2 separate regions of the Homo sapiens genome follow, and region 2 is linked to region 1. A link is an interaction called in ENCODE POLR2A ChIA-PET data of the cell type or tissue named here. Cell type or tissue: A673. All regions are shown on one strand.

What was found. Peaks named below come from ENCODE experiments on the same cell type or tissue, not always from the same donor. Only the 100,000 strongest peaks of a DNase experiment are listed, where the experiment ranks them.
Region 2: POLR2A ChIA-PET joins it to region 1 with 7 read pairs; 2 of 35 experiments call an interaction of 5 or more read pairs at or near these places.

The regions. Positions count from the first base shown.
Region 1 is chr6:150,049,591-150,057,590 of GRCh38, forward strand. No RefSeq gene overlaps it. Among named protein-coding and RNA genes, the nearest start is that of ULBP3, 16 kb to the right of the region's middle. In A673, no CTCF peak of the experiment used is centred here; no DNase peak of the experiment used is centred here; H3K27me3 peaks cover 6,275 bases.
Region 2 is chr6:149,959,783-149,967,782 of GRCh38, forward strand. ULBP1 (UL16 binding protein 1) reads left to right here and starts at 4,161. Exons shown (of 5, transcript NM_025218.4): 1 at 4,161-4,352. The coding sequence starts at 4,268. RefSeq lists enhancers at 4,497-5,036, 5,578-6,117. In A673, CTCF peaks have their summits at 2,103, 4,245 and 4,450; DNase peaks (open chromatin) are centred at 2,089, 3,599 and 4,119; H3K4me3 peaks cover 2,129 bases; H3K27ac peaks cover 991 bases; H3K27me3 peaks cover 1,826 bases.

The DNA.
Region 1 (8,000 bases):
GACCACCGGTTCAAGGAGATCGAGACCATCCTGGCTAACATGGTGAAACCCCGTCTCGACTAAAAATACAAAAAAATTAGCCAGGCGTGGTGGTGGGCGCCTGTAGTCCCAGCTACTCGGGAGGCTGAGGCAGGAGAATGGCAGGAACACAGGAGGCGGAGCTTGCAGTGAGCTGAGATCGCGCGCCACTGCATTCCAGCCTGGGCCACAGAGTGAGACTCCGCCTCTCAAAAAAAAAAAAAAAAAGAAAGAAAATAGATATTTTTAATTAAATATCAGTAGCAGATAAATTACCAAAGGAAAGAATCATGCCTATATATTTTCTTATGAACAAATTAGAAAATTCTGATTCACGACATGAAAAGAATCCCTGGTGTTCTGAAGTCGGCCATGGTATTTCAGTGGCAATGCTTTAGAAGAACAAAATCATGGTTTAGAGAAGCATCTGTTTTTCCACAACCAAAGAAGATGACAGAAAATGTTCTTTTGGTTGAGATTTCTTCTTCAATAAGTTAAAACTTTAAGGGCAGGAATTCTTCCATCAGGTAGCACAAGAGAAAATGGCAAAGCATTTTAAGAAATTCCAGCAATAGGATTATTGCCAAAGGGATTAAGGCTCCTGAGATGCTGAGTCTATGGGGTCATCCTGATCTGCTGGAGGCCTCTGGATTTGCTAAGGCTTGAATTCGAATTCCTGGTGGTCTAGAAATGAAGAGTGAGTGATGCACAGGCTGCCAGCCAGAAGGGAGAGTTTGACATGCAACCCGTAATTCCAGCTAATCTGGAGGCTGAGGCAGGAGAATCACTTGAACCAGGAAGGCGGAGGTGGCAGTGAGCCAAGATCGTGCCATTGCACTCCAGCCTGAGCAACAGAGTGAGACTCCATCTCAAATAATAATAACAAAAGAAAAAGGCAAAAATTCAGACAACTAAAGGGAAAATGGGCAAAAGAGTTGAACCAGCCCTTCACAGAAGAGGAAATGTGAAGGAATGGCCAATAAAAACATGAAGAGGGTTTCAGCCTAACAGGATGAGGTATCACATGACACCCACTAGACTGGCAAAACCCCCACAACCCAATAAATGCAAGGGTTGGGGAGAATGGAGAGCAACAAGAACACTCAGCCCCTTCTAAGAATGGTTGTAAATTTGTTTTTTTTTTTTTAGTATACTTGTATATGAAAGGATGTGTGTTGTGGGTTATGAGAAAAATTACATGTCTTACCAGGGATGAAGTTTTAAAAATTGAAAGCTACAGACCAGAAGAAACTTGCACTTCTGTACAAAAGAAATGCTCAAGAACGTTCTAGCAACACAGCCCTAAGGGCCCCAACCTGGCCAAACACTCATCAACAGGAAAATGAAGACATTTCCCATGTTCCCCTCATACCACGGGAGATCAAGATCACGCAGCAATGAAAATGAATCACGTCAATGTGGATGGGTCTCAGGAAGAGAATGGAGGACAAAAATAGACATCAAGCAAATGCTCAGACTCATTGCAGCCACACAAAAGAATTCCTTCACATCAAAGTTCAAAAACTGCAGCTGAGGCAACAGAGCAAGACCCTGTCTCAAAAAGACAACAGAAAGTTCAAAAACTAAATGGCATATTGTTTAGGGATGTACACATACATGGTGAAAGAAATGTACTAAGAAGAAAAGCATGGGAATAATAAAGACTAAAGCAGAAAGTGACTCCCTCTGTACAAGGGAAGGGACTGGGATTCAGGAGGGGCCTCCAGGGAGCATCCAAAGTTAAGTCTCTTCAGATTCTATTTCCTAAACTTGGTGGAGGTCCTGTGTGTCCAACGTGTCGATATTCTACCCATATTGTATAAATACTTTCTTCTGTTCAATGTTTAGAAGGCAATTATAAAAAAGATCCATTAAATAGCAAGATGGCAGATACACATCAGGAAGGAACATCAGGAACATCCATGGTGTTCCATCCATGGAACCTCACCATGGATGGATACCCTTGTGCTCATGGGCCTGGTCTCCTCTCAAGACACAGTCAGTTGTCGGGCATCAGAGGCCGCACTCATCATAGCAGAGAGGCAGGATCAGCTGGGACAGGGTCTTTCTGTGACACCAACTGCATCACCAGGCTGTGCAAAGTGACTCAGCTGCCAGAACTCACAGAATATCATTCTGCACCAAAACCTCACAGGAAAAATGGTAAATTCTCAGTTTCTCCATTAACAGCAGCTCTCAGATTAATCTCTGTCCTCCATTGCGTCTCCATGAAAGAAGATTTTATAGCTTTGCTTGGGTCTATTTTTCAATTCATTTTTTATTTTACTAACTGATTGAAAATATATATATAGTGTGTGTGTAATTTCGTCTCTGTCAGTCAGGATAATGATGGTTTAATTCCGATTATTATTATTATTATTATTACCAACATCATTAGTTTTTTTAAGCTTTTCAGTTCTTAAGGGTATTAATCATTGTCTTTCCGTCTCATGAGACAGAAAACAAATCCAAACTGTGTAAGAGGAAAAAGAATGTATTAATCACTAGAATTGAGAAGTTCCCAAGCTTAACTTGCTTGGGGTACAGCTACATCTACAGTTTCAAGTGGCGTCCTGTGACTCTCTCTCTCTACTTCCCCAAATTTGGCTCCATGTTTAGCTCCATGACCCTCAGACTTAAACAGAAGCACTGGCTCCTCCCAAGATCTCCAGCTCCCCAGCTCCCCGACCCTCAAACTTCAACTGCGGAACCAGCTCCTCCCCGGGTCTACAGCTCCACGATCCTCAAACTACAACAGCAGCACCAGCTTCCCTCCAGCTCAATGATTCTCAGACTTGAGAGGCAGCACTGGCTCCTCCCCAAGGCTCCAGCTTCAAGACCCTCAAACTAAAACAGCAGCACCAGCTACTCCCTGGGTCTCCAGCTCCCTGACCCTCAAAACTGTAGACCCTCAACTGTAGCACTTGCTCCTCCCCAGGGCCACCAGCTCCACGACCCTCAGACTTACACAGTGGTAGCACCAGCTCCTCCCTAGGTCTCCAGCTCCACAGCCATCAAACTTGAACTGCAGCACCAGCTCCTCCCATCTCCAGCTCCACGATCCTCAAACTATGACAGCAGCACCGGCTCCTCCCTGGATCTCCAGCTCAATGACTCTCAGACTTGAGAGGCAGCACCGGTACCTCCCCAAGGCTCCAGCTCCACGACCTTCCTTCAGATTTAAACAGCGGTAGCACCAGCTCCTGTCCGGGTCTTCAGCTCCACGATCCTTAAACTAGAACAGCAGCATCGCCTCCTCCCTGGGTTTCCAGCTCCATGACCCTAAGACATGAATGGCAGCACCGGCTCCTCCCCAGGGCTCCAGCTCCAGGACCCACAGATTTGAACGGCAGCAACAGCTCTTCCCCGGATCTCCAGCTCCATGACCCTCAAACTAGAACAGCAGCACGAGCCTCTCCCCGGGTCTCCAGCTCCACAACCCTCAGACAGGAACAGCAGCACTGACTCCTCCTTGGGTCTCTAGCTTCACCACCCTCAAACTTGAATTGCAGCAGCATCAGCACCTACCTTGGTCTCCAGCTCCACAACCCTCAGACTACAACAGCAACACTGGTTCCTCCCTGGATCTCCAGCTTAACGACTCTCAGACTTGAAAGGCAGCACCAGGTCCTCAGAAAGGCTCCAGCTCCAAGACCCTCAAACTAGAAGAGCAGCTGCAGCTGCACGTTGGGTCTCCAGCTCCACAACCCTCAAAGTAGAATAGCAGCACTGGCTCCTCCCTGAGTCTCCAGCTCCTCAAGTCTGAGGGTCATAGAGCTGGAGACCCAGGGAGGAGCCAGTGCTGCTGTTCTAGTTTGAGGCTTGTGGATCTGGAGACTCGGGGAGGAGCTGCTGCTGCCGTTCTAGTTTGAGGGTGGTGGATCTGGAGACCCAAGGTGCAGCCGGTGCTGCTAGTGTGAGGGTCATGGAGCTGGAGACCCGGGGAGGAACTGCTGCTGCTGTTCTAGTGTGAAGGTCGTGGAAATGGAGACCCGAGGAGGAGCCCTTTGAAGAGCAGCACTGGCTCCTCCCCAGGTCTCAGACTCCATGACCTTCAAACTTTAAAAGCGATAGTACTGGCTTCTCCCTGGGTTTCCAGCTATACAACCCTCAAACATGAACAGCAGCAGCACCGGCTCCTACCCGGGTCTCCAGCTCCATGACCCTCAAACTACAACAGCGGCACCAGCCTCTCCCTAGGGTCTCCAGCTCCACGACCCTTAAAATAGAACAGCATCGGCTCCTTCCTGGATCTCCAGCTCCCAAACCCTCAGACTTCAACTGAAGCACTGGATCCTACCCACAGTTGAACAGCAGCATGGACTCCTCCTCTAAACCTCCAGATCCATGACCCTCTGACTTAAATGGTGGTAGCACCAGCTCCTCCCTAGGTCTCCAGCTCCACGATCCTCAAACTACACAGCAGCACTGGCTCCTGCCTGGGTCTACAGCTCCACGATCCTCACACTAGAACACCAGAACTAGCTCCTCCCCGCCCTCCAGCTCCACGACCCCCAGAATTGAACAACAGCACAGCTCCTCCCTAGGTCTCCAGCTCCATGACCCTCAACCTGAAACCACAGCAGCACCAGCTCCTCCTGGGTCTCAAGCTCCACAACCCTCAAACTAGAACAACAAAGTTCCTCCCTGGGTCCTCACCTCCACAACCCTCACACTAGAACAGAAGCACCAGCTCCTCCCTGAGTCTCCAGCTCCACAAGCCTCAAACTAGAAAAACACCGGCCCCTCCCTTGGTCTACAGCTCCACCACCCTTTGAATTAAACAACAGAAGCACCAGCTCCTCACCAGGTCTCCAGCTCCATGACCCTCACACTAGAACAGCAGCACCAACTCGTCCCCGGTTCTCCAGTTCCATAACACTAAAATTTAAACAGCAACACCAGCTCCTCCTTGGGTCTCCAGCTCCATGACTCTCAAACTAAAACAATAATGCTCATTTCTGGGTCTCCACTCCATGCACCTCACACTACAACAGCACCAGCTCCTCCCCAGGTCTCCAGCTCCACAATCCTCAAACTAGAACAACACCAGGTCCTCCCTGGTTCTCCAGCTCTATGATCCTCAAACTAGAACAACACTTCTCCTCCCTGGGTCTGTAGCTCCACAACCCTCAAACAAGGGCAACACAGCTCCTCCCAGGATCTCCAGCTCCACAACGTTCGAATTAGTACAACACAAGCTCCTCCTCGAGTCTTCAGCTCCACGACTCTATAACTGGAACAACACCAGCTCCTCCTTGGGTCTCCAGCTCCATGACCCTAAAACTAAAAAAACAATGGCTCCTCCTTGGGTCTCTAGCTCCATGACCTTAAAACAAGAACAATACCACTCATCCCCAGGTCTCCAGGTCCACGACCTGAAAACTAGAACAACACCGGCTCCTCCCTGAGTTTCCAGCTCCACGATCCTTAAACTAGAACAACAGCGCTCCTCCCTAGGTCTGCAGCTTCACGACCCTCAAACTAAAAAAACAGCGACTGCTCCCCGGGTCTCCAGCTCCACGACTCCCAAATTAGAACGAAACTGGCTCCTCCCCAGGTCTCCAGCTTCACGACACTCAAACCAGAACAACAGTACCAGCTCCTCCCCGGGTCTCCGGCTCCACGACCCTCAAACTAGAACAACACCGGCTCCTCCTCGGATCTCCAGCTCCATGACCCTCAAAGAAGATCAACACCGGCTCCTCCCCAGGTTTCCAGCTCCATGTCCCTCAAACTAGAACAACAGCACCAGCTCCTCCCCAGGCCTCCAGCTCCAGGACCCTCAGACTTGAACAGCAGCATCAGCTCCTCCCTAGATCTTCAGCTCCACAACCCTCAAACTAAAACAGCATCACCAGCTCCTCCCTGGGTCTCCAGCTCTATGACCCTCAAACTACAACGGGAGCACAAGCTCCTCCCTGGAGCCCCAGTTCAATGACTCTCAGACCTGAAAGGCAGCAACACTCTTCCCCAAGGCTCCAGCTCCATTACCCTCAGATTTGAACAGCAGTAGCATCAGCTCCTCCCTGGGTCTCCAGCTCCTCAACCCTCAAACTAGAACAGCAGCACCAGCTCCATCCGGATCTCCAGATCTATTACCCTAATACATGAGTGGGTTCTTTCCCGGTGCTCCAGTTCCATGATACTCAAACTAGAACAGCAGCACCAGCTCCTCCCTGAGTCTTCAGCTCCACGACCCTCAAACTAGGAGAACACCAGCTCCTCCCCAGGTCCCCAGCTCCATGACCCTCATGAACAATCCCTTCTTATGAAATTCAGCAGTCAAGAAAACTGCAGAGGAAGTAAATGAATAAATGTTTTGCTTTCAGATTGATATTTCTTTTATGTTCACACAAGTCAGGAAACTTTTCTGCTTTCCCCAACCTTGCAATCTACTTGTGTTCAAATATAAGATAGAAATCCACCATTTGAAATGACCTTTAAAAACTTAGTAATATTTTTTAATATGATCTTATGTCACAGCTGTAGAAATGATCTTATTTCTCTCTGCCTGTGCAGAAGTCTTATGAACATTCAAACTATGAATTTAGTTTGTTGAGATTCCCAGAATACGCATTATCCCCAAATATTACTGCCCTCCTTAAAATCTTCTAACACGTTCCCATCACTCGAGCATAAATGCCAGCTCCCATCCACAGCCCACAGTGCCCAGCACGGCCCTGCTCTCTTTCCTGCCAGAAAGGCCTCTGTCAGTTCTTCAAACCACACAGGCTCAGGCCCGACTCCGGGCCTCTGCCTCTGCTGTGCCCTCTGCGTGGGGTGCCTTTCCCCGGCTCCCCATCCTCCTCTCAACCTGCTCAGTTCCAGCCTGCAGAGCACCCCTCAGGTCGATGAACACACGACATCCTCCCCACATAGGCCTTTGCACACGCTATTCTCTCTGCCTGAAACACTTCCCTCTCTCATCGTCTGGGTTCACTTTTCTAATTACCATTTATCTTTGGAGTCTCCACTGAAATATCACTCCCTGCCTGCCCCCATCACTTGGACTTAACCTTGGTTAGGTTGCCAACCCCTGTCTCCTGACTCCAGGAAGCTAGATGCGATTCTAGCTCTTGGAACTTTCCCATTGCAGTGTTTTGCACACTCGTAATTATTCTATCAGGTTGGTGCAAAGTCATCACAGTTTTTGCCATTACTTTTAATGAACTGCAGCACCGGCTCCTCCCTGCTTTTTATTGCCATTACTTTTAATGGCAAAAACCGAGATTACTGCTGCACCAACGTAATAGAATAATTTATATTTATTCATCCATCATCTGTCTTCCCCTCTAGAAAGTAATCTCTATGAGAATAGGGAGCAAATCTACTCAAATCACTCCACCTTTCTAGCACATTGTCAATAATTATTTACTGACTGACTGATACAGAAATATCTTCATTGTTGCTGGGATGACCCACATAACGTGACAGGCCCCTTTGAAGTTCAATGTCACAGACAGTTAGCATTTGCTTTTCTCTCCCGGACCTTTGGTTTGGCTGGGCTTAGGCTGATCTATTCTGGGCTTGACTTTAGGCTGAGGGTTGGAACCGTGCGAGCTCCACATGTCCTTTTTGCTCAGGATTGTTTTGACAGCTTGAACTTTTTTTTTTCCTTTTGGTTCCAAATAAATTTTAGAATAGATTGTTTTAATTCTGTGAAAAACAATATTGGTATTTTGATAGTGATACCTTTGCATCTATACATTGTTTTGGGAAGTATGGCCATTTTAGCTATATTGATTCTTCCAACCCATGAGCATGAAATATTTTTTTCCCTTCATTTGTGTTGTGTCTGATTTTTTTTTTTTTTTAAGCAGTGTTTTGTAGTTCTCCTGTAAAGATCTTTTATCTCTTCAGGTAGATGAACTACTAGGCTGGGGTCCCCACTAGCCTGATGCCTCACAGGGGGCGCCCGGCTGCCGCGGATGTCCCACCGGGAGGGACTGGCCCCGGGCGGGTCACCGCGGGCAGAAACG
Region 2 (8,000 bases), 90 kb before region 1:
TGAGAAGAAAACTAGAATGTATAACTTTTAAACCAACAGAAAAAAACCCTCAGTATACTAAATGGAACACAGGTATGGAGGGGAAATGCCAGCATTAAAAAACACAATAAATACATGTGGACCAGGCACAGTGGCTCATGCCTGTAATCCCTGCACTTTGGGAGGCTGAGGTGGGAGGATCGCTTGAGCTCAGGAGTTCAAGACCAGCCTGGGCAATATAGGCAGACCCCATCTCTACAGACAAATATAGAAAATTAGCCCAGTGGGTGGCGCATGCTTGTAGTCCTGGCTACTCGGAGGCTGAGGCAGTAAGATGGCCTGAGCCCAGGAGTTAGAGGCTGCAGTGAGCTATGACCACGCCATTGCACTCCAGCCTGGGCAACAGAGGGAGATCCCATATCTTAAAACAAACAAACAAAAAAGATGGCATAGCTAAATCCTAAACAGTAATAATTACAATAAAGCTGAATTGCTAAACTCATCACATAAATCAGTGAAACTCCCAGGTTGGATTTTAAAATATCAAATAATATACACTATTTTCAAAAGGCAATGTTAAATGTAAAGCTTAAAAATGGAAGGTATCTACCAAGAAAGGCTACTTTATTTGTTCGTTCGTTTCTTTTAGCGACTACAATATGCTTTATTGTTCTTGGAAAGGGCTCAGGGTTTGGCTTTAAATCAGGCTGCACGCTTTTCATCAGTCCCACATCTCTCTCCCCATGCCAAGCTGGCTCCAGCTAGCAATGCCACATTAAATTCCAGGGAGACCTTTAGAAACTTCCAGAAGCCTCCCTTCCTCCTGACCCCCCACCCCTGCAGTCCAAGATCTCCCATGTTGGCCCACGACCCCTGCTTAGGGTCCAGCCTGGAACTCACTGATCCGACCCACTCCGGACCAGCCTGGTAGCAGGAGTAGAGGCTGGAGGCAAACACCCAACTCTGCGCCAGCACCTGTGCCACTGGAGACCTGGAGCCCAGGGTGTGATATGCTTGGAGGAAGCAGAGGGTCCCTGTGTGAGTCACCCCGGCCCTCAAGGCTGTCACAGCTCCAGTGGCCCCACCCCGCCCACTTGCAACTCCAGGCCATGGGTCCAGAAATGTCTGGATTCTTGTTCCCTTTCAGACCCCAACCTTTCTCTTCTCCTTCTCTTTCCTCCTGGCCCCCTTATCTTTTCCCATTTCCATTCCCACTTTCAGACTCGTTCCTTATTTGTTTAAAGCACAGATTTTCGGCTGGGTACTGTGGCTCATGCCTGTAATCCCAGCACTTTGGGAGTCTGAGGCGGGCAGATCACGAAGTCAGGAGTTCAAGACCAGCCTGGCCAACATAATGAAACCCCGTCCCTACTAAAAATACAAAAAAATTAGCCGGGTGTGTTGGCTGGCACCTGTAATCCTAGCTACTGGGGAGGCTGAGGCAGGAGGATCTCTTGAACCTGGGAGGCGGAGGTTGCAGCGAGCCGACATTGCACAACTGCACACCAGCCCCTGCGACAGTGAGAGACTCTGTCTAAAAAAAAAAAAAAAAGGCAAGATTCGTTTGGCCCTGGTGCACTCTAGGCTCAGTCAAACCAGCTGAAGTCTATCATTATGCTGTCCATCATTATGCTATGTTTTTCTAGAAGATTCTATCCTGTTGAAGCACCCCCAGACTGGTTGAAAACCAAGTTACTCTTCCTTGGAAAATCTTTGTGGACACCCAGGTGGGCATACAAATTTCCAAGTCTTGGCCAGTTTCAGTGGCTCACACCTGTAATCCCAGCACTATGGGAGGCTGAGGCAGGTGGATCACCTGAGGCCAGGAGTTTATAAGACCAGCCTAGCCAACATGGTGAGACCTGTCTCTACTAAAATTGCAAAAATTAGTTGGGCACAGTGGCAGGCCCTGTAATCCTAGCTACTTGGGAGGCTGAGTTAAAAGAATCGCTTCAACCCTGGAGGAGGCGGTTGCACTGAACTGAGATCATCCCACTTCACTCCAGCCTGGGCAACAGAGTAAGACTCAGTCTCAAGAAAAAAAAAAAAAAAGACAAAAAAAGTATTACCAACTTGTGCCAGCCATGAGGTCTACAACCTCGATGCTGCCACCCTCAGGACCCTGGGGGTTACAACCTCCACTCCAGCTCCCCTCTGAACCTGTGCTTTTCCTCTGAGCCCCATTCACTCCCACAACTGTCTCATTCATTCACTGGTTCACTCAGCCTCCAACCACCCTTAAATCATGTCAGGCTCACCAGCTGACGGAGAGAAAAATCATCCTTTGTAGGTCTGAAAAACGTGTCTGAATCCTGATGGTGGGTCTTGTTTTCATTTCCACCCCCTCACAGCACACTCAGGGCCATGAAGAGGCCATGGCCTGGGCTCAGAGCTCCAGCTCTCCTCAGGGTGGGCCTGGCATTTGCTGACTTCAGGGAGGGTGGCAGGGCTCACAACTGAAATAGGAGACCTGCCCTGGGTCCTTAGCATGTGCAAGGATAGGGTTCTTTGTAGAATCTGCTCATTTCATCTGTGTTCATAGCATCTGTCATTTTCCACATGCGGACATCCACACCCAGAAAGCTGAAGAAGCTTGCACAGGAATATTCAGCCACAATATGAGCTGACTTCCATATCTGAATGCATGATCTCTAGATCCCGGCCATTACAATAACCTTTGGGCCACTTCTATGCCCATCCTGGGCAGGCCTGAGTCTAGTGGCCGGATGCCTGCAGCAGGGGTGAGGCAGGAGGGCCCAGGTGTGCACACAGGCCCCTCCTCCTGTCACCTGGCTGTCCTGCTTGGGGCTCTCCTGCCAGCCTCCTTCTGCCTTCCTCCTGTTCCCGCAGTCACTGGCCCAGGTCACCCGGCCTCAGGGGTGGTGCTGCCAGGGACTTCCCAGTGGCCTCCTCCTAGGACTAACCTGAGCTCCTGCCCCCAGCCCTGTACATGGGAGGCTTTTCTCACACACAGATCCCTGGGCCCACCAAGCTATTCCCCTCCCAAATCTGAGAACTGCCCACCCCCGTGTGACTGTTGTCCTGCCGACCACCCTTCATGTAGCCCCTCCTGGACAGAGGCTCTAGTGCATCAGGCCAGAACCTTTTGGCTCCTGTGTCCCTGCTCAGTCACAGAGATGGCTGCCATCCCATGTCCCTGTCCTGAAGCATAGTCAGGCCCTGGGCTTGGTCCAGGCCTCCTCCCCTTTCCCACAGCCTCAGGACCCTGGTGATTGATGGTCACCAGGTGAAGGTCTCCCCACATGAAGACTGTGTGGAGTGGGAGGTCTGTGCCTATTTTTCTCATTCATTGGGGAATGGGCTGAGTGGCTGGGGGCAAAGTGGGACTCAGGGGCTCTGCCCAGTCCTTACTGCAGGCTAAGCCCTCCCTTGCGGCCAAGAGCCACTGGGCCCTCCACCTCCCTCTGGCTTCTACCCGCAGATCTAGATGGTTTCATGGTGACTCAGAGGAGGATGCACTCGGGCGTCCCTTTTGAGGATGGCTGCAGGGACCATCCAGGGACTGAGCCGAGGTGCAGATACAGCCACGGATTTGGGTGTTGTTAGACACAGAAGGGTGTGTAGCAAAGTGAGCCCCACGCATGCGTAGACTCTTCCCTCGGCTTCTGCTCTCCATGGAAACACAACTGATCACATCATGATTGATCACGGTAGCCCTCTAGGGCTTTCTTTCTTTTCTTTTTTTTTTTTTCCAGAAGTCATAAAGGGATATAGAATATACTCAAAGACCACCTCATGCTTTTAGTGGAGAGGCAAAAAAGGTTCGCTCCGGAATGGGGAAGCGGCTGCGCCCTGGACGGAGAGGGGCGGGGACTTCGCGACTGCAGGCGGAGGGAGGGCGGGTGTCGCTGGCGCAGGCGGTGACAGGGAGACACCGCCGCCACTGAGTATTCCTATGCAAGTTTCTTCATCTTCCTGTGCATCAGTGTTTACACTGGGGTAATGATAAATGCTGTGTTGAAAAATTATTTGATGGGGCCATGGAAGGAACGGAAGGAACGGCGTCCTGGCCCGCTCGGGGCCCGCGCACGCCGCCACCAAGCCGCGGGGGCGGGTCGGAGGGGAGAGTTGCGTCAGCCAGGCCGCTGTCAGATGACGAGCCCGGGGCGTGACGGGGTGGAGCATCCCCAAAAAAGTGCATGCCTAGGATCCCGCCCAGTGTATCCCTGCGCGCGGCGGGCCGGGCTGGGCAGCTTTATAAACAGCCGTGGTGTGAGCCTCGAAGGGAACCATCAGCGCCTCCTGTCCACGGAGCTCCAGGTCTACAATGGCAGCGGCCGCCAGCCCCGCGTTCCTTCTGTGCCTCCCGCTTCTGCACCTGCTGTCTGGCTGGTCCCGGGCAGGATGGGTCGGTGAGTTCGGGGATGTAGCCTAAGCAGGGCGGGGGCCAAACCTGGGAGGTTGTGGACTGCAGCGGGTTTCAGAGGAGGGGAGGCTTCTGGAAGGACCGGCGCGATCTCCCTGAACGAACATCGCGGTCTCCCCGAACGTCGCGGTCCCTCCGAACGTCGCGGTCTCCCCGAACATCGCGGTGCCCCCGAACATCGCTGTCTCCCCGAACATCGCGATCTCCCCGAACATCGTGATCTCCCCAGACATGCCCAGCTGAAGGCACTCAGTTCCCCTCGGTGGCTCCTTTCCGCCGGGTCCGCTTCCTGCGGCTGCTGCTTGCCCCTCAGGCCAGGAGGTTTCTGGAAGGACCGGTGCTGTCTCCCCGAACATCGTGGTCTCCCCGAACATCGCGGCCTCTCCGAACATCGCCCTCTCTCCGAGCAACGCGATCTCCCCGAACATCGCGGTCTCCCCGAAAATCGCGATCTCCCCGAACATTGCCATCTCACCGAACATCGCGATCTCGCCGAACATGCCCGGCTGAAGGCACTCAGTTCCCCTCCGCGGCTCCTTTCCGCCGGGTCTGATTCCTGCGGCTGCTGCTTGCCCCGCAGGCCAGGAGGCTTCTGGTAGCACCGGCGCGATGCCCCCGAACATCGCGTTCTACCCCAACATCGCGATCCCTCCGAACATCGTGATCCCCCCCGAACATCGCCGTCCCCCCGAGTAACGCGGTCTCCCCGAACATCGCGGTCCCCCCGAACATCGCGGTACCCCCGAACATCGCCGTCTCCCCGTACATTGCGATCCCCCGAAACATTGCGATCTCCCCGAACATCGCGATCTCGCCGAACATGCCCGGCTGAAGGCACTCAGTTCCCCTCCGCGGCTCCTTTCCTCCGGGTCCGCTTCCTGCGGCTGCTGCTTGCCCCATAGGCCAGGAGGCTTCTGGGTGGACCAGCGCGATCTCCCCGAATATCGCGGTCTACCCGAACATCGCGGCCTCCCCGAACATCGCGGTCTCCCCGAACATCGCGATCCCCCAGAACATCGCGGCCTCCCCGAACATCGCGGTCTCCCCGAACATCGCGATCCCCCAGAACATCGCGGTCTACCCGAACATCGCGGCCTCCCCGAACATCGCGGTCTCCCCGAACATCGCGATCCCCCAGAACATCGCGGTCTCCCCGAACATCGCTGTCTCCCCGAACGTGCCTGGCTGAAGGCACTCAGTTCCCCTCCGGGGCTCCTTTCCGCCGAGTCCGCTTCCTGCAGCTGCTGCTAGCACCGCAGTCCAGGGGGAGTGTCAAAGAAGGCTGAAAAGGAATTGCAGGAGGGTGGAGGGACCAAAAGGCTACAGAGGGCAAGGTAGGGCGGGGATCCCTGGTGCAGACCCGCAGCCCCACTGGCCCTAGGGAAGGAGAAACCAGATTCCCGAACCCTAGCTGGGGTCAGGACAGGGGTAAAGGGGAGTTCCACAGGGACGCGATCACAGACTCCCCCATCAGCCACAGCCCTGCTCTGCTCTGACCTGCTGTTCACCACACAAAGCTTCCAGCAGCCCCAGGGCTCCCTGCCCTGGAACTTCGCCCCTACACTTTGCTGCAGACACTCACCTGCACGCAGGGGCTCACCAGACACTTGCTACCCTTCCCCTCACCATTCACTTTCACCACCCAGGTCGCATCCTTTCACTCCCCATCTCAGCTCACCCCTGTCACCACACAGGCCTCCCTCACCTCCCCATCCATGAAGGGGCCCTTAGCACCTCCCCCGACCAACTAGCACCTTGTCCCCTTTTGCCTGAGGACACACCCCAGCAAACACACCCCAGGCTTTCCACAAAACTTAATGCAGGGGGGACGGGAAATCCCATTTCCCTCACGATGACCCTGGGAGCGCCGGTGAGTAGAGGTGCCCACTTCTGCCCTTGGGTCCCAGACCCGCCTGTTCTTCCGACTGGGGAGCCAGGGTCATATAGAATAGTCACTAAGCAGACAGGAGTCAGCAAACCCTTTCTAGAAAGGAAAGGCTGAAGGCACTTTGGTCCTTGCTGGCCGTGAGTTCTCTGTCTGTGTGTCAAGTCCTGTCCCTTTGTAGAGCAACAGCAGGCAATGGTAACCTGCAAATAAAAGGGAGAGCAGATGTGGACCCTGTCCTAGGTTGCTGACCCCAGATGAGGGCACATGCTGTGTCCTGGCAATTGCTGCCCCATCCCCTAGGGTGTCATCTCCAAGTAGTGTAAGTTGAAGAGTCACAAGTGTGTCCTACCCTGCCTGTGGCTTCTGGGTGGTGTGGATGTGATGGATGTGAATGGAGGTCCTATGGTTCTGGGCCTACTGCGCCCCTCCTTTGCTGCTGGGTGGCATCATAGGTCCCTCAGGGCAATCAGGGACCCTCCTTAAAGCCTCAGGTGTGAGCTAAGGGTGAGGGGGTGCAGCCATGTAGTGTCCTGGGGATCGGGGCCAACTGCTTGTGCAGCTTCTTGGTTCCCTGTGGCCCTGCTCCTGCCCATCCCAGGAGACCCACCTGTGTCTTCTCACTGTGGGGCCTATATTCCTAATGACCTAAAGGGTGAGGAGCCCACCCTGTGATGGGCAGCTCTGAGGCTGTGTGGTCACTGCCCTCCCATAGCTGGAGGCCCATCTCCACAGGGGCCCAGGACCACAGCAGGAGCCACTTTTAAATGAGGGGATTTCACTGCTGTGAGTGGCACAGCCTTGCTTCTGAGCACTAGGGGATCCTGTTGTGATTCTGCGGTTGGCAATTGCCATGAAATCCACATAGCACCTTTTCCAACCACATATGCCTCTGGGATCTTAGGGAGTCCAGGGTCAAATAGCTGTATTGGTAGGTCCAGCGTCACCCCTCATCACAGGGTGTGTATGGCTGCATCCCAGCTACAAGAGCAGAGTTAAGTAGTGACAGGGGAGGTCATATGACCAGCACAACCTATAATAGTTACTACATTAACTACAAACACTATCCATTCCCGGTAGAAATCCAGGAAATGTGAAATTACCATCGAATGGGTCTATGAACCCAGCCCATCCCTCTAAGCTGGACCTGACAGAGGTGTCCATCTGTTACTTTGCCCTAAATGCACCTCATGAGTAATAGGGGAGCAAGTTAATGCTTTAGGTCCCTGGGAGGAGGTTGGATCACACACTGTGTCTACTAGGAGTGTCTGGGTATTTGCCATTTCATGGCATACAGTTACCAGAGTGAATGCCCATCTGGCTCTCTGGGGGAGGCTGAGGGAGTCATTGCAGTTGCTGTGGGGTTGAAGGAGCCCACCAGGGCCTCTGGGCTCTCCTTCTAGCAATGGACTCTGGGTCTGAGATGTGGCTCAGTTCTCAAAGCTGGGCAAAGGAGCTCAGTTATTTCCTAGGGTGACTCCTTTCAGCCTTCAGGTCATCCATCCTTGCGTTTTGTCTTTGTTTGTTGTAATTATTTATATCTAGCAGTATCCGGGTTGAGTTTCCATTTCTTTTGGATCCTTGACCCCTTTGTTCTATGAGCCATGGGCATACATTTTTAAGGCTGAGGTCCCCCACTGGCATTGTGACTTCTTTAATTATTTACATCATTGCACCCTCCTTCCTGCTGACAGTTGACGGCCTCCGCTTGAGATCTCTTATTTCAGGATTTTCCATCCCCATTACTAC